Linked DNA regions of Homo sapiens: region 1 is linked to region 2. A link is a loop called in an ENCODE intact Hi-C map of the cell type or tissue named here. Cell type or tissue: pancreas. All regions are shown on one strand. Each heading gives the region's core, and the rest is flanking DNA. Links, peaks and the distances in the headings are about the cores only. Region 1 overlaps CRB2 (crumbs cell polarity complex component 2). Region 2 overlaps DENND1A (DENN domain containing 1A).

Region 1 (5,368 bases), core at 226-5,225, 64 kb before region 2:
ACGTGAGATCCCGGTCTGTGGATCGGTGCTCTGTCCCCTGCCCTGTGATGCTCACACACCCACACTCCGCACACCTGTGTGGCATGCCCAAGGGCACACAGCACCACAGGGACAGGTGCTACAGACACATGTGGATCTACCAGCACATGCACCTACCTACACACATGGCATGTGCCTGCACACCAATGTGCACACCCCAACACGCACATGTGGACATGTGTGCATTCACACTCAGTGTGCACTCACAGGGGACCTGGAGGCACAGAGTGGATGGAGGCTGTGGGGGGTCTGGACACTGGTGTGTACACTCAACCCATCAGGCCTGCTGGGTTGCCCAGGGGCAGCCTTTCCTCTGCCATTTCTGTGCTGGGAGCGCCATCCCTGGGGATCCCTAAAAGTTGGTGGGGTACACTGCAGGCATGACCATTTCTGCATGCTGGTACCCTAGACTGCCTGCCGGGAGGGGAGGGATTGGGGATTTTGTCACTTGAAAACCAATTTCCATCCTGGAGGGGATGGGGGCTTCTGGAGGCCATGGGCCCCTGGCTTTTCTCCCCACCCCTGCCAGGCCCTGAGCTGGGCCTCTCCATCCTGGGCCCAATTTGCCACAAAGGCCCGGCTGGTTGCCATGGAGAGGACCAAGCATCTTGGAGTACAATGGGGCACGTTGGGCTCTCATATCCACCCTCCCTTCCCCAAACACCCAGGGAGCCCAGCAGACAAAGGGGCAGTGAGTCCAGGCCCCAAGTCCGGCCCCTCCTCCAGCCAGAAGGGGGTGGGGGCCTGCAGGACAGAAGCAGAGATGGAGCAGAAAGCCACACACATTCAACCCAATGTCAGGATCCTTTGGACAGTGGGTGTCTGCCTCAAGTAAAGAATTGTTAATGAGTAAGATCAGCCACTCCATGGCAGGCACTGTGCTATTATTAACGAGGTCTAATTTAATTCTCCCAACAGCCTATGAAGTCAGCTCTGATACCCCTAGTTTACAGAGGAGGTAAACGAGGCCCAGAGATGGCCAGTCCCAGAGCCAGGAAGCCCCAGAGCCAGTGCTGGGATTTCACAGTACACTGTGCTACTTGCCTAGGCAAAGTCACGTCTCTTCTCTGTCTCTACAAAACGAGGACAGACTGGCTTACTCCGAGCGCTGGTATAAGGATTGGAAGAGAATGCAGTGAGCGGTTCCCCACCCCAGGTTTTGGCATGGAACCCCCAATTTCAAGGGAAATTTTAGATGGAAGCCCATGAATAGTTAATAGTAAAATTGTTAAAAGTGGCCTGTTTGGGTGGCAGGTGGGGAACCCCACCTGCTCTGTCTCCCCCTCACTTCAGGAGGTAACTCCCTGGAACTGTGCTCTGAGCCCAAACTCTCAAGGGTTGGTCAGTGCCAGGCACAGGGTAGGTGCTCCGTCCCTGACAGCTATTGTTGCAATTACTGTTATCAAAATTATGTCTTTTAACCTCAGAAGGTAAACATTTTTGAAAAAGAGTATGCCAAATTATTCTGCCCAAAAGAGAATTTCACCCTTTCCTGATGACTGAGTGAGTGTCTGCAAGCCTCCATGGTTATTCAGCCCTACCCTTGTAGGGTAGAGCCTTGGGGCCCAGGGATATTAGATGAACAATTTCTTCCCCTATGCTAGAAGTTCCCACACCTTATGAGATCTTAGGTCGCTTCTTAGAAATATTCTGTCTCTTGATTTGTTGGGACAGGAAGCTTCCCCAGTAAATGCTTCTTTTTTTGTTTGTGGTTTTTCGTTTTTGTTTTGTTTTTTTTTTTTTTTTTTTTTTTTTAAGAAAGGGTCTCACCCTGTTGCCCTGGCTGCAGTGCAGTGGCAAAATCATAGCCCACTGTAGCCTCGACACCCTGGGCTCAAGCCATCCTCCCACCTCAGCCTCCCAAGCAGCTGGGACTACAGGGACCCACCCCATGCTTGGCTTATTTCGTTTTGTTTTCATAGAGCCAGCGTCTCACTATGTTTGCACAGGCTGGTCTTGAGCTCCTGGCCTGAAGTGATCCTCCCACCTCAGCTTCCCAAAGTGCTGGGATTACAGGTGTGAGCCACTGCACCTGGCTTCAGTAAAACACTTCTCATCAGTTGTTGGCTGTTATAAACAGGCCCATTCTAAGTGCATGAAAAGTAGGAGTTACTAATGAGTGAGGCCTGAGACACAGTGGGATTACTGACAGCTGGGTTCTGGATAGACGGGGAAGATTGCCTGCTCTGCCCAGGCTGATATTGGAAGCTGTATTCCTGTGAAAACCTTTAGAGATTTTTTTTTTTTCCTGGGTGAGGCAGCTGTAATGTACTAAAGCAACAATATGTGAGTGGCAATTTAGGGTTTGTAAAGTGAAAATTTCACATGCATTGGGAGATGTGGACCTCTGGGAAATCAGGAGCTGATCTGATTCTTCGTCTCAACCTGGGCAAAATTATCAACCTCTCTGAGTTACAAAAACAGAAATTTTCTTAATGGCACCCACCTTTTCTGGTCTGAATCAAGTATAACAATGTAATAATAGATGCACAGGCCCAAGCACATAGTACACACTCAGTAAACAGCTGGGTCCTCCTGCCCCTCCCCAGGACAGGGCAGCAGGTCGAAGGGGAGGGGCGGGCGTCGGTTAATCCCTCCCTGCCAGGTCGGCCCAGGCAGCCTGAGGTCAGGAGGGATTTGTAAAGATAAGCACAGGCCCCTCGTTGCCCTGGCAACAGGCCCCGCCCCTCCAGCCTGGCCCGGGAAGGGGGGACAGCCCCTCCTCCGCCCTGCTGCCCTCCACACCCCGCCCCTCCTTGCCTCTCCTGTCTGGCCTGGGCTATCGTGGCCTCCTAGGCTCACTCCTGGAAGACAGAGACAACCTGAGGTCAGCGGTTCCCACACCTAAAAGTGAAAGGAATCCCCCAGGAGCAGGTTGCGATGCAGATTCTCAGGCTCAGGGCCCAGTGGTTCTAAATTTGGGGTCTGGAGTGGGTTCCAGGAATCTGTATTCTTAATGTGGGCCCGTGATTCCGGGAAGCTTGGAGTGAGGCCCTGGGTTTGGATTCCAGCCTCCCTTGGGCTGTGGACTGTGAGGCTGCTTCGAGTCTCCCTTTCCTGAGCTGTAAAACAGGCATCATAATCCTATCCACCTCGGAGGTAAATGCCAAGATCAACTGAGATGACACATGAAAGATGGCTGTCCCTCCCAGGCAGGACTGTGGCACTATTGCATGCCTCCCAGGACGGGCAGCTCCTTCCCTTCCTGCCTGGCTCTGACTGGAGAAATTCCTTCCTCCCATGGGGTTGGACTCTGTCTCCCGGGCTCTGTCATTTAGAGCCCATCTGCTCCCATGGTCCTGGGAAGATCCCTTGTGACAAGGCACCTCCCCCGCCCCCCAGGATCCTTTCCCCGGTGCTGCCTCCCCAGCGTGGTCCCAGCTGCTCTGAGATAGGGGGCAAAGCTTCAGATTGGATGGGCGGGGAGGGGGGGGGGTTCCTTGCACTGCACAGGTGAGGGACAGTGCTCTGTGGGAATTAAGTGAGGGACCTGTTGGCACAGGCGCTGGCAGCCGGGGCCCTTTACCATGGGTTATGAGTGCTGCACCCTCCTGAGCAGTGCTGGCCACACCCAGTCCCAGGGCTGTGCCCTGCATCACCTTGGTGAATCCTTTCAACACCTCCATGAGATGGGCACTTTTTGCACCCCAGATACAAACCAGGACTGCCCGATGCCCCAAACCTGTGCCCTTTCCTGGGGGAGCTGGAAGGATGCGGGTCAGGCCACAGGACAGCCCTGCCTGGAATGCGGATGACGCCTGAGAGGCTGCCAGCCTTATCTGGGGGGCTTCACCAGAGTGGGGGAGGGAAGGGTGCAGGGTCTGAGCTGTTCTGGGGTCTGGTGAGTGTCTAGATGACAACCTGGGTGGGGGAGGGGCACCTTTGGGAGCTCCGGATGGGGGTGGGGGGAGGAATGGAGGCTGTGTCTTCTGGAGGCTCTCCTCCCCCATCCCTTACCGAGTTGTTACCAAAAGCAGCCCTTGACTGCGGTGCTGGGGAGCTGAATAGTTCAGCATTTGATGAGGGGATTCTTTTATGATCTAATTTTCAGACTGGGAAACGGAGGCTCTGTAGGAGAAATGACTTACCCAGGGTCTCATAGCTAGGAACTTTCTGAGCTGAAATTGAACCCAGGTCTGTTTCACTTCAAAGCTCAAGTTCTCACCTGGGCATTGTGGTGACAAGGCTCTCAGGAAGGCAGGAGGAGAGGAAGGGGGATGAGGATCTCTGGGCGTGGCTTCCAAGCCGGTTGGTGACCCTCTGTTAGAGCCCCGGTGCTGGAAGCATCATGGTGGCCAGGGGCAGGTGTCCGTGAGCCATCTCAATACCTGCTCTGTACCATGCGACCTTGGCCAGGCCGGCCACTCAGGTGTTTGCTGATGGGGGATGAAATTAGGGCCAGGGACCCTCTAGAAGTTCCTAGGCCAGTGGCTGGCAGGGGGTGGGTAGTGATGTGGAGAAGGGGTAGGAATGAGACCAGCGGAGCACACGATCCCTGCTTTTGAAGTTGTCCACCCATCCTCCAGAGGTTGAGGTCGGGCCCATCTCCAGTTTCACCCAGGGATGGAGTTACCAGACCCCTGGCAGAAGAGGTGGAGGGGGCAGTGGGAGGAGCCTCACCCTCTGGGGCCTCCTTGGATGGATGGGGCCTGCAGGAGGGAGACCCCTCCCCAGGTGGAGCTGAAATAATCCAGATAGACCTTGAAGCCTGTCCCAGCGAACACTAACTTGCTGTGTGAAGTGGACAGGGCTGGGCAGGCTCAGCAAGCCTTCACTTTCTTTCCTGGGCCTCCTTTTGCTGTCTGGTGCAATGGGCATGACGGATACTGCCTCAAAGGGGGACTGCAGGGACAAGACAGTGGAGGGAAGCTCACGGGGCTCAGGGAACCTCTGCTCACTAATCCTGCCCAGAAGCCAGACATCCTTGGTGCTGTTTCTCTGCTATATAGGCTCTCCTAAAACCGTTCCCAGTTCTGGGTGCAGATGTGTGCAGCTTACTGGGACCTGGCTTGCAGACCCCTGGCCCTCTGTCCATACTGTGCATGCAGAGACCCACGTTGCTTTTGGGGTCTGGGGTGGGCCTGAGAGGGTGGGGAGGAGATTGTCCTTGTAACCTCTGCCCACCCTGCCCAGCCAGTTTCTTCTTTCTACAGGGACGGTGCCTTCAGAGCCCCCCAGTGCCTGTGCCTCAGACCCGTGCGCTCCAGGGACCGAGTGCCAGGCTACCGAGAGTGGTGGCTATACCTGTGGGCCCATGGAGCCCCGGGGCTGTGCCACCCAGCCATGCCACCACGGCGCTCTGTGTGTGCCCCAGGGTCCAGATCCCACC
Region 2 (5,368 bases), core at 243-5,242:
TGCCACTGGCAGCCCAGGAGAGTTGCTCACATCCCTGTCCCCAGCATGCCATTCAAGACCTGGCCCTGCCCCCGATAAACCCCACCACAAGAAGCCCCTTCTTTCCAGCCAGCCCCCTCACGGGCCATGGCCCTTCACAACACACATGCTGGTCCTATAAGCCCTTCCCTCACTCACCCACCTGATGGATCCCTGCATCCCTCACGACTCTGTTCCCTTCCCCCAGAAGTTCTCTCTCTATTCCTGGCCCACAAAAGTCGGGCACTCCTACCTCTGTCCTTCCCCTAAGAAGGTGAGTCCTTGAGGGTTCACATCTGGCTCCTGGCACAAGGCCTGGCACGCGGTCAAGTTAAAGTAAATGGCTGCCCAAGAGTGGGGAACTAGCATCAAATTATCAGTGAAGCCATCACCCAGCATCTGAATAATGCCAGACCCGCCAGTCATTGTCCCCATGATTTGAGTTACTTTGTCTGCAAGACTGGCAACATTCCTGGCATGCTTCTGATCAGGAAAAACCCTCTACCTACAGGTTTCCTAGCCTAACAGGTTGAGCCCCAGGGCCATCCCCCAAAGCAATAGACTTTTTGAGTGGAATGCAAACGTGGAAGCAATGGGAAGCTTAGATATGAAATATCCCAAAATTTCCCTAGTGTGTCTGTTAAAGAAAGATAGTCAGGTTCACCAGACAGAAGGTTTTTTTTTTTTTTCCTTCCCTCAGAACAAATGGACGGAGAACCTGGTTTTAAAATTCCTGGACCTTGGAATACATTTCTATCTGTGTCAAAGTCTACCCATCCACCGCCTCAGCAGAGTTTAAAATCCTAGCTAATAGGTTAACAACTGTTTTTCTTCAGCTTCAAATGAAGAATATCAGAAGGCTGGGGGAATATGCGGCTCTCCAATTTGTACGGACTGCACACAGCTCCCTGCAATGTGTGTTTGACAGGACTGACATTTTGTACTGCTGTGAGATGGGAAAACGTGTGACATTTTTATTCATGGTGGCGTACGCCCTTGTAATGATCAGCTCTGGTCGATGTGCTTACCGCAGCAGCCCCTGAGCCCTCGGAGAACAAACAGGAACCCAAGGTGCCAGCAGTTCGACTGCCTTATTAAACACCGCCAGGATCCTAACGAAGACCAACTGCTGGAAAATCTCACTGTCAAATCCTCAAGGACATTGTCAGCGCACAGCTAACTGCATATATTTTTCATTTAAAATACTGAAATCCAGCATTGTGCCATTACAACCAAGGGGAGGGGCGCCCACTCCAGCGGCCATTCTGTCAGCTGCTTCTTCCAAGCTCCAGATGCTAGAGCCGGATGCCCGGTGGGGTTCAGAGCTCAAAATGGGGCGGCAGAGACGGGACACTGACTTCCCGAAAGCTCAGCCCTGCCTTCAGGGTGAATGGCTGAAAGTTACAGGGCTCCGGTAAGAGTCCCCTGGAAAGGCAACTCACCGGCCCCTTTTGCAAGCCAAAGTGAATCTGCATAATTAGGAAATCTCTCCCTCCCCCAGCCAGCCCTCTTCCTGTAGGTACAACCCATTACGTCCTGCAACTCGGCGCTCATCAGCCTTCTGCTTGGCGGTAGACCTTAAGACATCTGCAGGAACACATGGCTGTGGTAGGTTTCACACCTTGGCAGAGAAGCTGTGTGTCAGGGTGCCCACCTGCAATCTCACCACTTGCCTCAATGCAAAGGCCTCAAGGTCAGCGTGCAGGAGGACCCCCTCCCTTCGGCGGTCATTTCTAATGCTGGTGCACACTGATGGATGGAAGCTGATCACTTGGCAGGCCCTCAAAGCTTTCCGTGGTTGTTAAACTAGGTGCTTTGGTTATGGCTGCACACGCTCATGTATGGGATATATTTATTTTGTAAATATGCATTATTTATACAGTACTTCTATTTCCATACTCCAGCCCTGATGCACCAAGATACACGCTACTGTTTATTTATGGGGTCCTTGGCATAACAGGCCTAACAAGAGGCCCGTGTGTGGTTCTTGCAAGTTTGCAACAAACTGTAAGTGGTTGGCTAAACAACTGGATGTTCTCCATCCATCACAGGTACAGGCCTGCATTTTAAGGGGCTACCCGTAAAGTTGGTTTAGCATAATACTGTACATCATCCTTGGTGGAAATGGCCTGGGGGCTGAAGAGCTGGCAACCTGGAGGGAAGGAGCCATAACATTCCACACCCTAGGCTGGGGAGAGGGGGTGGAGTAAGTTACGGGTATCCTGGTGCTTACAGCACTCTGGGAGAGTATAAAAAGGAAGGTGGTTGGTAGACAGCCCTGGGGAAAATGCAGGGACAGTGAGGGTTGGGGGAGCTGTACCCTCTTTCCTCCAAGCAGGCTATTCTGCCCCTGAGCAGAAACTTCTAGTCTGGGTTGCTGAGGGAGGGTGTCCATCAATCCTGCACACCCCAAGGGACATCCCTTCCTCACGGACTGTACTTCAAGCCTCACTGGGGCATGCTGGCTGGATGAAGAGGAACACAGCCTGTGTCCAGCCCTGTGCTATTCTATGATCAGCTTCAACAGTTCCCACGCAGGACATCCGGCTGCCCGCCAAGTTGTGTCCTTTGGGTCTCCTAAATGTCTCTAGGATGATTTTCTCATCTTTACCCCCAGAAGCAGTGTCCTAGATTAGGCTCCCACCAGCCCTGGCCTGAGCAATGTCCGTGGGATCATCAGTGGTCTCTCTGCCTCAACTACTTCCATCCCCTTCCACAGTGGCCCAGCATACATATTCCCAGCTGCTATTTCTCTGAATACAACCCTCGTTGGCTCCTAGGCACCTATGGGATAAAATTCAAGCTCCCCCACCTGGGGTGGGGAGAGCCCAGGTTCCAGCATCAGATAGGCCTGGATTTTAATTCTTGCTCTGCCACTTACTGTGTGACCTTGGTCAAGGTGCTTAACCTCTCTGAGCATCAGCTATCTGGGGATCATCATAACTGCATCAGTCTTAGAGGGCTGTTGAGAACATTAAGTGAGACGAAGTTTGTGAAGGGGCTTGGCTGAGACACAGGAGGTCTACATTGTAATGAAAACCCCTAGGTCCACCTAACCCCTTTTTACTCTCCATCTCTTGGTTAGTCCTTGCCATCCCTTCCTCTGGGCACAGCCAGGTTAATAATTTCCTTAGCCCGCAGGCACTACCTGGCTCTGCCAGGGCTAGGGACTGATGGTGGATGTGCGACAAGCAGCCTCTGGCACAGCACTCCTGTGACCATGGGGCGGGGACTCCCTGCACAGCCACAGATACAGAGCTGACTCTCTAAGGTGATCTCGCATGTGGTATATAATTTATTTTCAATATTTTATGTTTTATTTCCCCTTCCCTGCTGTGATAAACTCCCCACCTCTGGCACAGAGAATTCTAATCTGAGAAAATGTCTCCTCTGGTCTCGCTGAATCAGATTTCCTGCTCTTGTCCTGTTGGGCTCAATATCTCCCCGGCAGGGAGCTGGATTCTGAGCAGCTCCGACACAGACCTTTAAAGAAATGCCGTTTGTAGGCTCTGGCCAGTCCTTTGGCAGAGAAGCCCCGCTGTCACACCGCTGAAGGTGGAGCCTTGGGGGACTCAGGATCCTGTCTCTCACAACCTGGCGCCGCGTGCGGGGATTCTAAAGCGCGTGCAGGCGCCGCAGAACAAGTCACTGCCTTTTGCTGGATTTCTCTTGCTCTGCTGAACCGACTGACTACTCAAGGGCACAAGGAGTGAGTGGACCTGGCCTCGCCTCTTCCCCACGTCACTGCCTTTCCTGCCCGCACTCATTCACCACTTGGTCATTCCCCAAACTCTCATGGGCAGCTCGTCTGTGCCAGGCCCTGTGAGGGTGCCAAGGATACAGAGAAGGCCAATTCTGTCCTTTTCTGTGGGACAGGGTATAAATGCATCCCCAGCAAGCCAGCATAGGGACAGTGCCGGCTCAGAGCAGCAAGGGAATGACTGGGCTTGGAGAAGTCGGTGGAGGTGGGGGCTTGTCAAGGGAAGGCGATGCCTGAGCAGGGCCTTGAAGGGTTGGGAGGATTTTCTGTTCAGGTGGAACAGAAGAGGAAAATCATTCCTGGCAGCAGAGATGGTAGGGGCTGATTCATCCCTGGGTCCCCCAGTGCAGATGCCCATGAAGAGCTGGTGAACAAATAAATACGAGGCGCTAGGGACTAGAGAAGAAGGGACTCTGCCCAGGGCAGGGGCACTTCACAGAGTCCTGGAGGGTGGGCAGGAACTGCCAGGAGTGGAGGATGGCAGGGAGCTCCAGACTAGAAGGCCTAGCTGTGGTCAGGGTGGGCTTGGTAGGGGTGGTGGTGATTTCTGGCAGGGAGGGTCCTGGAGGCTGGGTACGTCCTCTTGACCATGCAGGCAAACCAGTGGTCAGGGAGACAATCCTGGAGAGGTGCCACATTCGGGAGGCTGCAGGCCCTGCCTATCTCAACGTGTGCTGATGCTTTCTGATACCCATTGTGCCTCACAGACCAGTCGAGGAGAGAGACACAGGACCCCAGGGATATGAGGAATGTATGGGTACAGAGGGGCTGACACCTTGGTGGAACTGGGGTACAGCTGGTTTGGGAAGTCTGACTAAGACATTCTAGTAGCTGAAGCTTGTGAAACAGGAATGAGCTAGAAACAGAAACCTGGAGCTCCCAGAACAAAGGTGGTGCTAGAAACCACAGGTAGAGCTCCTCGTGGCTGCTAAGGGAGTAGAGTTAGAGGCAGAATGGAGCCAGGGAGGAGCTCCATCTAAGGGAAGGGAGGACCAAACACAGGTCCTAGGTGCAAAGCCCAGCTCAGACCTCCCTCTCTGGCTGGACTCTACAGGGCAATCAGTCAGCCATTCTGCAGCCAGCCTAGTTTCTGTTCCTCTTTGTGTATTTTAGTTGAGCTTTTCTGGAGACCATAACTTGCACCAAAGAAATTATTTAAAAGGTGAGAAATGTCCATTGCAACTGGCTGTGGAAAGCAAGTGGGGACGCCTGGACCAGGGGCAGATACTTAACATGAAATCAGTTGCCACCTCATCGCAGAACAGCCTGGAACAGCCACTGTGTTTAGTTTCTCTGGTTTGGAACCCTCCCCATGCATCTCAGACACAGCCTGAAGAAGATGCACACTCCCATCTTAGAAAGACAAGCTCTCTGCCTAGTCCTTGAAGCAGATAAAAAGCAAGGGTGTTAACAAAACATTCCATCTATTTCACAGTGATCTCTAGCAAGCTGGCCGTGAGGAGCTGATGGGCACCTCATGAGAATGCTGGTGGGGAGACCACCCTGAGGACCAAACTTGTTGGGGTTTAGAACAAACAAAAAGGGCACTTAGAGATGCCCTATGGCATGATCACACAAGCACAAATCTGG

What was found. Hi-C counts contacts between places; a loop is a spot of excess contacts. Peaks named below come from ENCODE experiments on the same cell type or tissue, not always from the same donor. Only the 100,000 strongest peaks of a DNase experiment are listed, where the experiment ranks them.
Region 1: it touches region 2 in a loop (5-fold over the local background); 1 of 110 quality-filtered maps calls a loop at or near these places.

What each region holds. Positions count from the first base shown.
Region 1 is chr9:123,357,673-123,363,040 of GRCh38, forward strand. It overlaps CRB2 (crumbs cell polarity complex component 2), which reads left to right. Exons shown (of 13, transcript NM_173689.7): 2 at 5,193-5,368. Among named protein-coding and RNA genes, the nearest start is that of CRB2, 4.2 kb to the left of the region's middle. RefSeq lists enhancers at 206-873, 5,020-5,368. In pancreas, for the core only: no CTCF peak of the experiment used is centred there; DNase peaks (open chromatin) are centred at 270 and 2,719.
Region 2 is chr9:123,421,816-123,427,183 of GRCh38, forward strand. The region is part of intron 19 of DENND1A (DENN domain containing 1A); the gene reads right to left. Among named protein-coding and RNA genes, the nearest start is that of MIR601, 22 kb to the left of the region's middle. RefSeq lists enhancers at 1,305-1,906, 4,728-4,777 and a silencer at 4,407-4,619. In pancreas, for the core only: no CTCF peak of the experiment used is centred there; no DNase peak of the experiment used is centred there.